Regions from separate parts of the Homo sapiens genome. Here region 2 is linked to region 1. A link is an interaction called in ENCODE POLR2A ChIA-PET data of the cell type or tissue named here. Cell type or tissue: Panc1. All regions are shown on one strand. Links, peaks and the distances in the headings refer to the core of each region. The heading gives the core; the rest is flanking DNA.

What was found. Peaks named below come from ENCODE experiments on the same cell type or tissue, not always from the same donor. Only the 100,000 strongest peaks of a DNase experiment are listed, where the experiment ranks them.
Region 2: POLR2A ChIA-PET joins it to region 1 with 17 read pairs; 6 of 35 experiments call an interaction of 5 or more read pairs at or near these places.

Annotation. Positions count from the first base shown.
Region 1 is chr19:38,733,074-38,741,329 of GRCh38, reverse strand. It overlaps CAPN12 (calpain 12), which reads left to right. Exons shown (of 21, transcript NM_144691.4): 5 at 1,111-1,279; 6 at 2,682-2,756; 7 at 2,827-2,912; 8 at 2,983-3,057; 9 at 3,692-3,855; 10 at 3,942-4,174; 11 at 4,767-4,778; 12 at 5,012-5,220; 13 at 5,786-5,828; 14 at 5,901-5,960; 15 at 6,460-6,517; 16 at 6,941-7,011; 17 at 7,126-7,188; 18 at 7,549-7,627. LOC124904711 (a long non-coding RNA gene) reads right to left here and starts at 5,103. Exons shown (of 2, transcript XR_007067251.1): 1 at 4,148-5,103; 2 at 1,476-3,986. RefSeq lists enhancers at 3,647-3,706, 7,133-7,182 and silencers at 4,127-4,176, 4,924-5,073. In Panc1, for the core only: no CTCF peak of the experiment used is centred there; DNase peaks (open chromatin) are centred at 6,819 and 7,579; H3K4me3 peaks cover 2,609 bases; H3K27ac peaks cover 2,923 bases.
Region 2 is chr19:38,902,609-38,910,985 of GRCh38, reverse strand. NFKBIB (NFKB inhibitor beta) reads right to left here. Exons shown (of 6, transcript NM_002503.5): 2 at 5,866-5,971; 3 at 5,451-5,784; 4 at 3,677-3,765; 5 at 3,327-3,587; 6 at 2,097-2,255. The coding sequence ends at 2,154. It overlaps CCER2 (coiled-coil glutamate rich protein 2), which reads left to right. Exons shown (of 5, transcript NM_001243212.2): 4 at 1-423; 5 at 1,661-2,006. The coding sequence ends at 1,750. Among named protein-coding and RNA genes, the nearest start is that of CCER2, 5.4 kb to the left of the region's middle. In Panc1, for the core only: no CTCF peak of the experiment used is centred there; no DNase peak of the experiment used is centred there.

The DNA of each region.
Region 1 (8,256 bases), core at 257-8,256:
AAGTACTGGGATTACAGGTGTGAGCCACTGTGCTCAGCTGTACCTTCAAATCTTAAACCCCTCTCTCCATCAATATTTCACACAAAACATTCCTGGAGACCCCCAGTCACTCATAATTCTTAAGGATCCTGAAATCTCATATATCAGGCCCTGGATTCACCAAATCTGGGATTTATCCCCTCGGGTGAGCTGTATATCTTAGATTGTCTCTCCTGGTCCATTGAGAAATCTAAAGCACCCCCAAAATATTGGGGGTCACCCTGGGACCCTCAAATCTTTGCCTTTTCCCCATTCTGAGGCTCTGAAATTCCTGACAAGCCCCCATAGGGATGATCCCCCAAAGCGGACATCTACCAGAGGTTCAAGGTTTCAGACAGCACCAGGACTCTCAGAATTCTAACACAGCTCTCCCATGCCCCCCACCAAACCGAAGTCCTGGTCACCCCAAGGACCACAGGCCCAATCTCCAAGGGCTTCTGTATGTGCCACAGTTCCCCCCGTCAAGAGTCTGAATTTTTTTTTTTTTTTTGAGATGGAGTTTCACTCTTGTTGCCCAGGCTACAGTGCAATGGCGTGATCTTGGCTCACTGCAACCTTCGCCTCCCGAGTTCAAGCGATTCTCCTGCCTCAGCCTCCCGAGTAGCTGGGATTACAGGCATGTGCCACCACGCCCAGCTAATTTTTGTATTTTTAGTAGAGACGGGGTTTCACCGTATTGGCCAGGCTGGTCTCAAACTCCTGACCTCAGGTGATCCACTTGCCTCGGCTTCCCAAAGCGCTGGGATTACAGGCGTGAGCCACCATGCCTGGCCAAGAGTCTGAAATTGTTTTAGCTGGGTGTGGTGGTGTGCACCTGTGGGCCCAGCTCCTCGGGAGGCTGAGGTGGGAGGAGGATCGCTTGAACCCGGGAGTTTGAGGCTACAGTGAGATGAGATCACGCCACTGCACTCCGGCCTGGGCCACAGGGTGACCCTGGAAAAAGTCTCAAAACTTCAGGAATTTCCCCTGGGGATTCCACACCCTGAGACACAGGCCCCTGCAGATCCCAGGGCAGGGGTGCCTGAGACGCTTGTACTTGCCTCAACCCTCACCCCAGATCTGCCCCCACAGGCTCCACGGCTCCTATGAGGTGATGCGGGGCGGCCACATGAATGAGGCTTTTGTGGATTTCACAGGCGGCGTGGGCGAGGTGCTCTATCTGAGACAAAACAGCATGGGGCTGTTCTCTGCCCTGCGCCATGCCCTGGCCAAGGAGTCCCTCGTGGGCGCCACTGCCCTGGTAAGAGACCTGGACTCGCATGCGGAACCCCCACCAGGACCAGAGCACAGTCAGGGGTGTGGTGGGGTGGGCGGAGTGCTTCCTCTGTTCTCTGCTTCCGTTACTGGCTTAGGCTCGCTCATAAATCTAACTAGTCAAAAATAAATTCATTTGCTCTCATGAATCAGGGGCTTCAGGCACAGCTGGATCCAGATGCTGAGGGTGTTGCAACTATGTTTATTTCTCATTCTGTGTTAGTGTCACTCTCAGCCAGGCTCTCCCCTCATGGGCATAAAAGGATCCCCCATAGCTGCAGGTATCTCCTACCACCCTAGGGTTTATTTAAAAAAAAAAAAAAAAAGTGCCTCTTTCTGAGAATTTCAGTAAAAGTCCCAGGATTGATTCTCGTGGGCTTAGCTTGGGTCATGTGTTCATCTGTGACCCCATGACACACTCATTCATTCACTGAGTTGGTCTAACTCCTTCACTCATTCATTTACTTAAATCCTCTGAGTTACTGCTTCTCTTTTTCTTTTGTGTCTGTTTCTCTCTTCTGTATCTTTCTTTGTCTCTGTCTCTGTCTCTCTACTCTTTCCATCTTTTTTTTTTTTTTTTTTTTTTTTGAGACGGAATCTTGCTCTGTCACCCAGGCTGGAGTGCAGTGGCACGACCTTGGCTCACTGTAACCTCTGTCACCCAAGTTCAAGCAATTCTCCTGCTTTGCCTCCCGAGTAGCTGGGACTACAGGCGCCCGCCACCATGCCCAGCTAGTTTTTTGTATTTTTAGTAGAGATGGGGTTTCACTGTGTTAGCCAGGATGGTCTCAATCTCCTGACCTTGTGATCTGCCCGCCTCGGCCTCCCAAAGTGCTGGGATTACAGGTGTGAGCCACCACAACAGGCCTCTTTCCATCTATTTTGTTTGTTTTTGTTTTTGGAGGCAGGGTCTCATCTCACTCTGTCACCCAGGCCAGAGTGCAGTAGTGTCATCATAGCTCACTATAGCCTTGACCTCTGGGCTCAAGGGATCCTCCTGCCTCAGCCTCCAGAGTAGCTGGGACCACTGGTGTGCACCACCACGCCTGTTGAATTTTTAAAATTTTTGTAGACTTGGGGTCTTGCTATGTTGCCCAGGCTGGTCTTGGACTCCTGGCCTCAAGTAGTCCTTCCACCTCGACCTCCCTAAGTGCTGGGATTACAGGCGTGAGCCCGTACCTCCATCTCCTTTTGTCTCGTTTCCATCTCCCTTCCTCTCCTTTTCTCTTTCGCCTTCAGTCACTAACCCTGACATGGTCTCTGAGCTGCGTGCCATTCAGTTCAGTGCTCTGGTTGGCTCCTGCCTTGGTGGCAGGAGGTTGGGGGCAGGGAGGAGCAGCTGCCCTCCTGTCCCCTACCTTGGCCTCACCATCCCATCCCCTGCCCAGAGTGATCGGGGTGAGTACCGCACAGAAGAGGGCCTGGTAAAGGGACACGCGTATTCCATCACGGGCACACACAAGGTAAGTGTCCCCCATGGGTGGGGTGGCAGGCCATGTCCAGGCATCACCCCCACTGACGATGCTGCCCCAGGTGTTCCTGGGCTTCACCAAGGTGCGGCTGCTGCGGCTGCGGAACCCATGGGGCTGCGTGGAGTGGACGGGGGCCTGGAGCGACAGGTGGGATGGGTCTGGGGTGGGTGTGGGGCTGGACCCCACCTGCCCGCCCCTCACACCACAGTCTCTCCAGCTGCCCACGCTGGGACACACTCCCCACCGAGTGCCGCGATGCCCTGCTGGTGAAAAAGGAGGATGGCGAGTTCTGGTCAGTTCGTCAGGGTCCCAGCTCTGCCTCTGGGAGGGTCTCTGCCAAGGGGTTCAGGGAGGGCGAGCCCCAGTTGAAGGATGGGTCCTAATAGGGAGAAACTGTGTACATCGGTGGTAATTTTGGGGCCAGGTTCTATTTTGGGAAATCAAGGAAGAATTGGTAGTAATATTAGAGAACCTCTGATTGGAGTGGGTTTAAAAAAGTAGTAATATGAGGGGAATTTGAAGGCCTAGTTATCTGTGGAGGATTGAAAGGGATGGGCAGTATTTAGGGCAATGGAGGAAGGCTTGGTGATATTTGGGGCATTTCTTGAGATTTGGCAATGTTGAGGGGCTGAAGGGTACTTGTTGGTAATTTAGAGTCTGAGGGTCTTGCTATTTGGGGGTTGGTGGCAATTTAACGATATTTGGGGGCAGCTTGTGAATCTTGGCGATTTGTGGGGCATGTCTGAGGACTTGGAGGAATTTGGCAGAGCTAGAGGCCCAGGCATTTGGGGTTCATTTCTGGAGCCTGAAGGGTATTTGACAATATTTAAGAAATGTGAGGGGCTTTGGGATCTGGGAGTCATTTCCGGGATCTTGGGACCCCCTCGAGGTGGGGCCGGGCAGGGTCTGACTGGGCCACCGTGCAGGATGGAGCTGCGGGACTTCCTCCTCCATTTCGACACCGTGCAGATCTGCTCGCTGAGCCCGGAGGTGCTGGGCCCCAGCCCGGAGGGGGGCGGCTGGCACGTCCACACCTTCCAAGGCCGCTGGGTGCGTGGCTTCAACTCCGGCGGGAGCCAGCCTAATGCTGGTGAGGCCTGAGGGGCCCTGAGAGGCTTCCTGGGGTGGGGGGCGCTGTGGCCGGCTAGGAAACCCCCTTTTTTCCTCCTCCCTTAGAAACCTTCTGGACCAATCCTCAGTTCCGTTTAACGCTGCTGGAGCCTGATGAGGAGGATGACGAGGATGAGGAAGGGCCCTGGGGGGGCTGGGGGGCTGCAGGGGCACGGGGCCCAGCGCGGGGGGGCCGCACGCCCAAGTGCACGGTCCTTCTGTCCCTCATCCAGCGCAACCGGCGGCGCCTGAGAGCCAAGGGCCTCACTTACCTCACCGTTGGCTTCCACGTGTTCCAGGTGAGGTCCTGGGCAAAGCTGAGGCTGGAGGGAACCCGGAGGGTGGAGGGGCGGGGCCGGGCCAAGGAGCGGGGGAGGCATGGAGGGGCGGGGCCAGTGGGAAGAGGGGAGGTGTGGAGGGCGGGGCCAAGGGGGAAGAGGGGGAGTGGTGGAGGGGTGGGACTGAAGAGGATCGGGGAGGAGGGGAGGAGTGGAGGAGCAGGGCCAAGAGGGGGCGGCGCTGGGAGGGGAGTAGGGGGCTAGTAGGGCTGGGGGGCCAGGTCTCAGAGGGGAGAGGGAGCTAAGGGAATGAGAGGGAGGGGCTCAGGGACAGACAGAGGGACGAGGTTAGGGACAGAGAGAGGCTGGGGGTTAGAAGGGCCAGAGGGGACCAAGGATACAGAGAAGGCGCTGGGAGCGCAGATGGGGAAGGAAGAGTTGGGGAGGGGTCGGCGAGGGCCTGGGTCGGGGACTGCGGGGCAAAGGTTCAATAAGGGTCTAATAGGACGAAGAAGGAGGGAGAGAGCACAGAGGTGAGAAGGGGCAGGGAGGAGACCCTGAGCGGCGGCCACCTCTCCCCTGCCCCGACGCCCCTTGCTCTTGCTTCTTTCAGATTCCAGAGGAGGTGAGTCTGGGATGGGGTCAACCGGCCCTGGGGCTTGGTCAACCTGCCCTGGGGCTTGGTCAACCTGCCCTGGGGCTTGGTCAAACTGCCCTGGGGGTGGGGGGGCAGAGCCGGGTCCGGGGGCAGGGGAGGCGTGGACAGGGGTTAGGCAGGGTGGACGGGGCGCGCTGGAGGGTGCGGGGATGAAGGGCCGGGGGTGAGCCTGGTCCGTGGTCATGCCGCCCCGTCCCCAGCTGCTGGGCCTCTGGGATTCCCCGCGCAGCCATGCGCTCCTGCCCCGGCTGCTGCGCGCCGACCGCTCGCCCCTCAGCGCCCGCCGCGACGTGACCCGCCGCTGCTGCCTGCGTCCAGGCCACTACCTGGTGGTGCCGAGCACCGCCCACGCCGGCGACGAGGCTGACTTCACTCTGCGTGTCTTCTCCGAGCGCCGCCACACGGCCGTGTGAGCCCCGGGCACCCAAATCCGACCCCATCCCTGCCTAGACAGGCCCCGAGACCCCCGAGACCCCCGAGACCCCCGAGACCCCCGAGACCCCCGAGACCTGACCTGCCCCGCCCCCAGAACCCCTGCCCCGCCCCGCCCCGCCCCCAGAACCCCCGCCCCGCCCCGCCCCCAGAACCCCCGCCCCGCCCCGCCCCGCCCCCAGAACCCCCGCCCCGCCCCGCCCCGCCCCGCCCCGCCCGCAGAACCACCGCCCCGCCCCGCCCCGCCCCCAGAACCCCCGCCCCGCCCCCAGAACCCCCGCCCCGCCCCGCCCCCAGAACCCCCGCCCCGCCCCGCCCCCAGAACCCCCGCCCCGCCCCCAGAACCCCCGCCCCGCCCCCAGAACCCCCGCCCCGCCCCCAGAACCCCCGCCCCGCCCCCAGAACCCCCGCCCCGCGAGGATGAGCCCAGGGCTCCACGGTCCCTACCTAGACCCCACGCGATTCCTCACCTGAGACCCCGTCCCACACAGCCCCAGCTGGGGCAAACAGCCCCCTCCCCACTTCCCATCTGTAATTTGCAGGGAGATCGACGACGTGATCAGCGCAGACCTGCAGTCTCTCCAGGTGGGGACTGTTCCTGGAGGGGCGGCATGGGGCGGGGATCTTGGCCAGCGCTAAACTTCCGCCATGCGGCAGGGCCCCTACCTGCCCCTGGAGCTGGGGTTGGAGCAGCTGTTTCAGGAGCTGGCTGGAGAGGTGAGGAGGGGGATTGGACTGAGGGGGTATCCCGCTGCGGCCTCCCCTTGGGGACCCCCCTTCCCCCACCCCAGCATCTCAGGTGTCTCATTTTGCTTGCTTTTTCCTCCCTCCGGGCTTAAATCTCCTGACCTTTTCTTGAAATGCTCACAGCTCCTCCCTGCCTCAGGGCCTTGGGCTCAGTCCATACCCTCTCCCAGGACCACCCTCTCCCTCCTGACACCTCCAGCCAGGCTCAGGTCTCATCTAAGGTGCCCAGCCCTGGAAGCTCTCCCTGACCACCCCCCTGCCCCAGGCCGGTCTGCTGGCCCCCCACCAGCAACCACAGCCCAGTGCTTCCCCCGTCACAGCCCTGGCCCTGTGGGGACAGGTCTGTCTCCCCCACTCCTGGAGCTAGGGCTCTGAGGCTCTGTCAGCCCCTGCCGTGTCCCTAGCACAGGGCTTGGCCCAGAGCAGCTGGATGAGTAAATGGCCTCACAAGCCCTCTTTCCTGGACTAGGAGGAAGAACTCAATGCCTCTCAGCTCCAGGCCTTACTAAGCATTGCCCTGGAGCCTGGTGAGTTGGCTGGGATAGGGGCAGGAGGAGGGGTCTTAGCCAGGGGTCCTGCAACCAGAGCCGGTGCCACCCTATGTCTATGAACCCACCGCGCTGCTGGGAGTTGGGCTCAGGAAGCCAGGGCTCAGCCTGGCAGCATCTCCCTGCAGGGGATCTTGTGTGGGCCCCGTGACCTGGGCCACGGCTGCTCGCAAGCTCCCCTTCCGCTGAAAGGCAAGGCTGCCTTGAGCACAGACTGGGCACCCCCTGCCTGGATTTGAATCCCAGCTCTGCTAGGCGCAGCAGTCACTGGCTCCCTGTGCCTCGGCTTCTATAATATGGGACTGACAACATCACCTGCTTAAGGGAGTCACATCCACCCAGCCCTTAAAGTGGTGGCCAGAATGCAGGAAGTGCTGTGGTTTGACTTTGTTTTTCCTGTAGCCAGGGCCCATACCTCCACCCCCAGAGAGATCGGGCTCAGGACCTGTGAGCAGCTGCTGCAGTGTTTCGGGGTACATGGGGGGCAGTGCCTGGGTGAGGGAGGGAGTGGGGAAGGGGACGTTGGGGTCTCTCCTCCCCTTCTGGAGAGATTGACCTTAACCAGATGCCCCCGACCCCCAACACAGCATGGGCAAAGCCTGGCCTTACACCACTTCCAGCAGCTCTGGGGCTACCTCCTGGAGTGGCAGGTGAGGTGGGAGACTGGGCCTCTTCCCAGAAAGAGAGAAACCTTTACTAACAGAGACATAGGCACCCTGTGGGCTATCAGGTCCCCAGGGAACGAGGGGGTACTGGACTAGGCTGACTTGGAGAGATCTGGCTGGGATATCCCTGCCCCCACCCAGCCTCAGCTTGTCCTCTGGGTCATTGCTCTTATTCCCATTTTACAGATTGGGAAACAGAAGTCCCAAGTGGCTAGGCTGCTTGCTGGGGGTCCACACCAGAAGAAAGGGAGTTGGGATGGGCACCAGGCTGTCTTGCCTGGGAGGCCCCATTGGCAGCCCTCTTCAGGGCATGGAGGGCAGCCCTGACTCATCCTTCCTGCCCAGGCCATATTTAACAAGTTCGATGAGGACACCTCTGGAACCATGAACTCCTACGAGCTGAGGCTGGCACTGAATGCAGCAGGTGTGGACAGGGTCCTGGGGTGGTCGTGGGGACAGGACCTGTTCTCTCCCATCCCATTGTCTCCAAGTCCCCCTGCTCAGCTGTGGCCGTCTGCACTGTGGCCATCCACAGGCCCACACCTTAGCTTGTTGCCAGTCCCTGGCAGGGGTTGGGTGACCCTGAAAGAGGCCAAATAAGGAAGGAGAAGGGCAAGGGGCGTGTGTGGGGTGGGGAGGACATGAAAGGGGGATGTGCCTGGTAGGGGTTCTGGGGCAGGGAGAGGCCCCTCCAGGAAGGGGAAGATTAGGAGCTGGTATCTGAGAGGGTCTGGCCCCCAGGGCAGCATGGTAGAATGTTCTGGATTCTGGTGCACCGGGGTTGGAATCCTCACTCTACTGACTCCAGGAGGGGCCCTGGGCACTTGACTTCATCTCTTTGAGCCTCCATTTTCCTCTCTAAAATGGCCAGGGCCTGGTGTGGTGGCTCACACCTATGGTCCCAGCTACTCAGGAGGCTGAGGCTTGAGGATGGCTTGAGCCCGGGAGGCTGAGGCTGCAGTGAGCCGTGATTGTGCCTGGGTGACAGAGCAAGAGCCTGCCTCTCAAAAAAAAAAAAAAAAAGCTAGTACACAGGGTGGTGAGGAGTCGTCC
Region 2 (8,377 bases), core at 309-8,308, 170 kb before region 1:
AGCCAGGAGGTGAGGGATGAGGAAGAGGAGGAGGTAGCAGAGAGGACCCACAAGTCTGAGGTCCAGGAACAAGCCATCCGCATGCAAGGGCATCGCCAGCTCCACCAGGAGGAGGACGAGGAGGAGGAGAAGGAGGAGAGGAAGAGGGGGCCCATGGAGACCTTTGAGGACCTGTGGCAGCGGCATCTAGAGAATGGAGGGGACCTCCAGAAGCGGGTGGCAGAGAAGGCCAGTGACAAAGAGACGGCCCAGTTCCAGGCAGAGGAGAAGGGGGTGCGGGTGCTGGGCGGGGACCGCAGCCTGTGGCAGGGGGCCGAGAGAGGCGGAGGAGAGAGGCGCGAGGACTTGCCCCACCACCACCACCACCACCACCAGCCAGAGGCTGAGCCCAGGCAGGAGAAGGAGGAGGCTTCGGAGAGGGAGGTGAGTAGGGGGATGAAGGAGGAACACCAACACAGTTTGGAGGCAGGGTTGATGATGGTCAGTGGAGTCACAACTCACAGCCACCGGTGTTGGCCCTGCACCACCAGATCCATCACTAGTGGATCACAGTGGCCAAGACTGACACCACGACTGGCTAACAACTTCCGTGCAAGGCCTTTACCTTATACTTCCACACTACTGTATGGACTACAGCAACCAAGATGGCACCATTGCACAGAAGCAAGCCACCATCACTAGCAAGTTGGCCACTGTGAAAAGTGGCTGCTGTGCCTACTTCACTAGGTGACAGACAGACACCATTGCTGGGTCATGGAAAACAAGATGTCACCATGATTGGTGGCACCAAAAGTGCCGTAACAGGGTGGGCATGGTGGCTCACACCTGTAATCCTAGGGAGGGTTAATCCTTTCAGAGGCCAAGGTGGGAGAATCCCTTGAGGCCAGGAGTTTGAGACCAGCGTGGGCAACATAGTGAAACCGTGACTCTACAAATAATTTAAAAAATTAGCCAGCAATGGTGGCGCACGCCTGTGGTCCCAGCTCTCAGGAGGCTGAGGTGGTGGGATTGCTTGAACCCGGGAGTTTGAGGCTGCATTGAGTCATGATTGTGCCACAGCAGTCCCGCCTGGGCCACAGAGCAAAACCATCTTAAAAAAAAAAAAAAAAAATGGCTGGGCATGGTGGTTCGTGCCTGTAATCCCAGCACTTTGGGAGGCTGAGGCGGGAGGATTACCTGAGGTCAGGAGTTCGAGACCAGCCTGGCCAACATGGTGAAACCCTGTCTCTACTAAAAATACAAAAAATCAGCCAGGCATGGTGTTGCATGCCTGTAATCCCAGCTACTCGGGAGGCTGAAGCAGGAGAATCACTTGAACTCGGGAGGTGGAGGTTACAGTGAGCCGAGATCGTGCCACTGTACCCCAGCCTGGGTGACAGAGCGAGACTCCATCTTAAAAATAAAAATAAAGCGCCATCACGAGGTGCTCATCCCAGGCACCTTTGCCAGTGCCAAGCTACTGCTGTTGGCTGTGGTCGCGTTAGCCAGCACCACTCTTCCGGGGTTATGGCAATCAGCATGGTCACCATCGCGGTCCACGACGATCAGAACGACCGCTGCTGGATGCCACTATGAGAACCGACATGGCCCACAATCACAGTGACCGAGGTGGCCTGCCTTTGAAGGTGGGTGCTGACTACCCCGTTTCTGACCCCACCAGGAAAAGGAGGTGGAGCAGCTGGAGCACTTGAGAGACGAACTGAAGAAGGTGACAGAGACGCTGGGGGAGCAGCTCAGGAGGGAGGGCTGACCCCTACCTCAGTCCCTCCTTCCTCCTGACACACCCTGTGGCTTAGGACTGTTGACCCCGAAGCCTCCACCTCACCTAGCACCCCACGCCACCCCTACCCAAACAGGGGAGGAGGCGGACGTGCCTTGGAACCACACCCAAGGAGGTGAGTCTGAGCTGGGCCGGGGGCTGGGCTCAGCCCTGACACAGGAAGCACCCCCACACCTATGCACTCCCACTCCAACCCTTCTGAGTGAATAAAGCACAAAGAAACGCACCCTGCCTCCGTGAGCAGCACTTGATGTGACAGGGATGGGCCCCAGAAGGACCCGGAGGACTGGGAAGACAAGATCAGTCTGGTCTCTGGTTGTCAGAACTAGGGTTTTGTTTATTAAACTGGAAATTATATTAACAATGAAACAAATCACACGGGGCGGGGGTCGTCAGGAAGAGGTTTTGAGGCTGGGGTGGGAGGCAGCCGGGTTTGGCTGCGGCTGCTGTGAACCACAATGTCGTCGTATTCATCCTGGGGGCAAAGGGGACCAGGCAGAGGGGCTCAGGCGGCTGTCACTTTGCCCACCACCCATGTCCTCATAGAGCACCCTAAGAATTAGGTCTCGCCTCAAAGCCCAAGTTCCCCTGCTCCTGGCTCAACCTCCCAGTTTCCTAGCTCTCAGAACTCCATTTTCTTTTCTTTCTTTTTTTTTTTTTTTTTTTTAAGATGGAGTCTCGCTCTGTTGCCCAGGCTGGAATGCAGTGGCGTGATCTAGGTTCACTGCAACCTCCACCTCCCAGGTTCAAGCAATTCTCCTACCTCAGCCTCCCAAGTAGCTGGGATTATAGGCATGCGCCACCACGCCCAGCTAATTTTTGTATTTTTAGTAGAGACAGGGTCTTGCCATGTTGGCCAGGCTGGTCTCGAACTCCTGACCTCGTGATCTGCCTGCCTCGGCCTCCCAAAGTGCTGGGATTACAGGCGTGAGCCACCGCACCTGGCCAGAACTCCATTTTCAAGGTCATTTCTACAGACCAATTTCTAGCCAGCCGCCACTCCAGAGTTTCGGCAACTGAGCTGGCCCTCCTCCACCCCTTCCCTCTGCCTTTACCCAAATTCCTCCGCACCCATCATCCAGCACCGCGCCTTGCCCAAGGACGGATCTGTATTGCTGGGTTCTCTGACTATATCTCTCCCCACCGCTGGCTCGGGTCCTGCCCCAGCACTGCCGGTGTTCAAATCACTGCCACCCAAGGTTTTCTTTTCGCAGTGTGAGTTCTCCAATTCTTGCTGCCTAAAATCACCCCCAGCGCTACCACCCACCCCCGCTGTGTTCACCAATCACTGCGACCAACGCCTTTTCTCCACCCCTGCCTGAGTTCTACCTTTGCCACTGCCTTAGTTTTTCAGCCACTTCTGCCCAAGCTCTTCCCACCACCCCTGTCCAGGTCTCTCCTGACTAGTGCCCCGTGTCACTGGCGCTGCTGCCTGAGTTCTCTAACAGCAGCCCAAGGTCGGTGCCTAATTATCTTCTTGGGCTTCTTGCCTGCCGGTCTATCCTGACCCCCCAGCTGGGCTGCCCTGTCTCTCCTCCTGACTCACGCCCTCGTCTCCGCTGTCGCTGTCGCTACTGCTGCTGCAGGGGCCGGATTTCTCGTCCTCGCCCTCGGGCTCAGGGGCTCCGTGTGCACGGAGGAGGCGGGCGAGGATGGGGTTGGGCCGGAGCATGGCACTGCCGAGTGGGGTGCGGCCACCGTACATGCGGGCAGCAGGGTTCGCGCCTGCCCTCAGGAGAAGCTCCAGCACATCGGCTGCCTGGGCCTCCACTGCCAAATGAAGGGGGCTCCGGCCGCACGTGGGCTCCTGTGGGGGTGCAACAGAAAGGTCAGAGGGCCCGAAGAGGGGACAAGCCCCCTCCCGCCGACGGCATCTTCCCCGAGGTTGGGGCTCACCGGTTTGTCAAGGTCAGCTCCAGCATCTCGGAGCAGCCGGACCATCTCCACATCTTTGTGGATAACGGCCACGTGGAGTGGGGTGTGGCCTGGGGACAGAGTGATTGGCGTCAGATGATGAGGTGAGGGCCCCCCCCACCCCACCGTGCTTTGATCCTGGGGGAGGGTCATGTGGCGTGAGGGTGATTAGGTTTGGGGGCTGGTTCCTGAATTCTTGGGTATGGCAAAGAGGTACCTGGGTACCAAATGCCTATCTCAGATGGCCTGAGCTTGCTGGCAAGTGCTAGTGCCTGAGTTGTTTGAAGCCTGGGGCCCGCGGGTAAACAGCCTGGGGTCTGTGGACAGGGAGCCTGGATTTTGGGGCCAGGAGGAGACCCAAGTCTCTGCTCTTATCACTCAAAGGACCTGAGCTGGCACGCTATTTCACACCTGTAATCCCAGCACTTTGGGAGGCCAAAGCAAGAGGATCACTTGAGCTCAGGAGTTCAAGAAGCTGCCTGGGCAACATGGCAAGACGTCTCTACTAAAAATAAAAAATAAAGGCCAGGCACAGTGGCTCACGCCTGTAATCCCAGCACTTTGGGAGGCTGAGGCGGGTGGATCACGAGGTCAGGAGATCGAGACCATCCTGGCTAACATGGTGAAACCCCATCTCTACTAAAAATACAAAAAATTAGCTGGGCATGGTGGCGGGCGCCTGTAGTCCCAGCTACTCGGGAGGCTGAGGCAGGAGAATGGTGTGAACCCAGGAGGCGGAGCTTGCAGTGAGCTGAGATGGCGCCACTGCACTCCAGCCTGGGCAACAGAGTGAGACTCCATGTCAAAAAAAAAAAAAAAAAAAAACCTTAAATTAAGGTTCCTGCCCAGGCACGGTGGCTCACACCTGTAATCCCAGCACTTTGGGAGGCCATGGCGGGCAGATCACCTAAGGCCAGGCCAGGAGTTCAAGACCAGCCTGGTCAACATGGTAAAACCCCGTCTCTACTAAAAATACAAAAATAAGCTGGGCATGGTAGCATGTGCCTGTAATCCCTGTAATCCCAGCTACTCGGGAGGCTGAGGCAGGAGAATCACCTGAACCTGGGAGGTGGAGGTTGCAGTGAGCCAAGATCACGCCACTGAACTCCAACCTGGCAACAGAGTGAGACTGTCTCAAAAAAAAAAAAAAAAAAAAAAAAGGTACCAAGTAGCTGAAAAGCCTGTGACCTGGGGGCGAGAGGCAGGCCCTGAACACTGGGTCCTGAATGACGTCAGTCCATCTGAGGAGGGGTCTGGTCTCAGGTGGCTGGGCTTATAGGCAGGGGAGCAGAAACTTGGATGTCAGGGCTGTGGGCAGATGAGCCCTTCTTCCCATGAGGCTGAGGAGGGCTGTCTCTGAACCCTGCTGCCCATTGCTGGGAGCCTGGGGTGCCAGAGTTTCACAGAGGGCCTGAGCTCTGCATTCCCCGGTCCTGGGTAGGGTAGGGGTCTGCAATACACTCTGCAGGTGGGGAGCCCGGGGGCCCGACAACTGGATCCTGGCAGCTCTGGGTCTGTGGGTGACAGGTCTGCATCCCAAGTGACCTGGGGCCTCCAGGTGGGGGTCCTGGGTCCTACATATCCAATTCTCAATCATCTGGGCCCTGAGTGGAGGTCCCTGGTCCCGATGTGTGGGCTCCTGAAGCCTAGGCATGATTTCCCAAGGAGCTCAGTCTCAAATCAGGGAAGCTGAGCCCAGGGCCAGGTGCTCTCGCCTAGCCCAGGAGCTGAGTCCTTCCCTGGTGACGACCCTCACCCTCGTAGTTTTCAGCCTCCAGCTGCAGCTTCCAGTCCTCCTCACTCTCCTCTTCTTCCTTCTCCAAGTCGGAATCGGGGTACAAGGCGACAGGGGTATGGTTGGTGTCGGGAGTACGGTCAGGGCCCTGAGCGAGGTAGGTGTCGGGGGCTTCCCTGGGGCGCCGGGGGCGGGGCTGAAGCAGGGCACGGGCACAGGCGTGTGCCCCCACACGGCAGGCCAGGTGCAGCGCCGTGTGGCCCCTACGCTCCGCCACACACAGCCCGGCGCCTGCTGCGTACAGCTTCTCCACCGTGGATGTCTCCCCCAGGATGGCTGCCAGGTGCAGGGCTGTCTGCAGAAGCAGAGGACAGGCGGTAGGGAGTCACACTGGGAACCCTGGACCCCAAGCCCTACACCATCCCTCGTGGCTCACCTGGCCTAGGTCATTCTGCAGGTCCATGTACTCAGTGCCGGCCGAGAAGCCTAGAAGAAAATCCAGGAAGGGTTCATGCTGATGAATCACAGCCAAGTGCAGTGCCCTGGGGACAAAGACCGGGGTGAGAGGGCAAAGTTCAAGTCCTCTTGCATTCCTTCATTGAACAAACATGGGGCGCCTACTGTATGCTAGGCCTTGTGACCACAGTTCTGGAACCCCCTGTCAGCTATCTGGGAGGTCAGAGGTCAGAGTTTCATCAGCAAATTCGTGGAATCAATGTTTATTCAGTGGGATTTCCACTTCTGCCCAAAATGAAGTAACATGGACCAGAATTCACTCCCACGTGAAACAAACAAACAAACAAACAAGAGTCAGACGAAATACGGTATATGAAGCAACAGTGTTGAAGACACTGGACATCGTGCAATGAATCACAGTGACCCCTGAAAGACAGGAAACACGAGGTGGGCCCCACACTTGACTGCCACAGCTTATTGTCTTGAGAGAGTTTCAAAGCCACGGTGCAGAGAGGGGAATCCAAGCAGAGCGCATCAGGTTGTCTGAGGTCAGGAGATGGATATGGAGGAAGAGTCTGTGGAGGCCAGCGTGGCTAGAGTCACAGGACAGAGTACAAAACAGAGTTGCCAAAGGAGAGATTGCTGGGGAACTGCAGGAGGTTCTCTTGTGTATTCCGGAGAATACGGATCAGCCATGCCTGTGAGTCTGTGGGGATGGGAAAACCATCCAAAAGGATTTCAGAAAAGTGCTCGTTACTCACACAGGGCCAGGAATAGTGAGTGTTCCCACCAGCCAGGCTGGAAAAACATCATCACAGGCTATCGGGTGGGATACTCAGGAAGGTCTTGCCTCAATAGTGGGGAATAATTAACTGTAGATGGGGCACTGCTCAACACCCACCTAACAAATCATAAAAGCAAAACTGGAAAGACTCAAACTACTTCCGAGTAATTTAACTCCATCCCAGAATAATATTCAAGAATATTTATTTATTTATTTATTTATTTATTTATTTTAATTTTTATTTTTTGAGAGAGAGTCTTGCCCTGTCGCCCAGGCTGGAGCGCAGTGACACGATCGTGGCTCACTGCAACCTCCACCTCCTGGGTTCAAGCGATTCTTCTGCCTCAGCCTCCCGAGTAGCCGGAACCACAGGTGCGTGCCACCACACCTGGCTAATTTTTGCAGTTTTTAGTACAGACAGGGTTTCACCATGTTGGCCAGGCTGATCTTGAACTCCTGACCTCGTGATCCACCCGCCTTGGCCTCCCAAAGTGCTGGGATTACAGGTGTGAGCCACGGCGCCCGGCCTCAAGAATATTTATAGGAATACAGAATTCTCCAGACTAACAAGGCAAAATTCACAATGTCTGGCACCTAACCAAAGATTATCAGGCATGTAAAGAAGCAGGAAAACATGATCCATAATAGGAACCATCAGTGAATTGAAACTGACCCAGAAATGACAGAGATGTTAGAATTTGCAAACAAGAATATTAAAACAGTTCATTATGCTGGGCACGGTGGCCCACACCTGTAATCCTGGCACTTTGGGAGGCCAAGGCGGGCAGATCACTTGAGGTCAGGAGTTTGAGACCAACCTGGCCAACACGATGAGACCCTGTCTCTACAAAAAATACAAAAAAAATTTAGCCAGGCATGGTGGCATGCGCCTGTAATCCCACCTACACAGGAGGCTGAGGCAGGACAATCATTTGAACCTGAGAAATGGAGGTTGCAGTGAGCTGAGATCGTGCCACTGCACTCCAGCCTGGGCAACAGAGTGAGACTCCGTCTCAAATAATAATAATAAAATAAAATAAATTTCTTTTACTCTATGTGAAATGGCATAATATCACTTTAAGGTAGCCCATGATAACCTAAAGTTGTAAACTATCAACCCTACAGCAGGAGTCAGCAAACTTTTTCTGTAAGGAGCCAGATAACTATTTTAGTCTTTGTAGGTCATATGGTTTCTCTTTTTGGTTTTGTTTTTCTTTTTCTTTTTTTGTTTGTTTGTTTTGTTTTTTTGAGATGGAGTCTCGTTCTGCTGCCCAGGCTGGAGTGCAGTGGCGTGATCTCAGCTCACTGCAACCTCCGCCTCCCGGGTTCAAGCGATTCTCCTGCCTCTCAAGTAGCTGGGATTACAGGCGCTCGCCACCACTGCCAGCTAACTTTTTGTATTTTTAGTAGAGACAAGGTTTCACCATGTTAGCCAGGATGGTCTCGATCTCCTGACCTTGTGATCTGTCCGCCTTGGCTCCCAAAGTGCTGGGATTACAGGCATGAGCCACTGAGCCCAGCAGCCATACAGTTTCTTTTGACTACTCGACTCTGCTGTGTCAGTGCAAAAGCAGCCACTGACAATATGTAAATGAGTGAGCTTGCTTGCGTTCCAAAAGAACTTTATTTATGGAGCTTGAAATATGAATTTCATACACTTTCACTTGCCATATAATATTATTATTCTTTTGATTTTTAGAAACTGTTT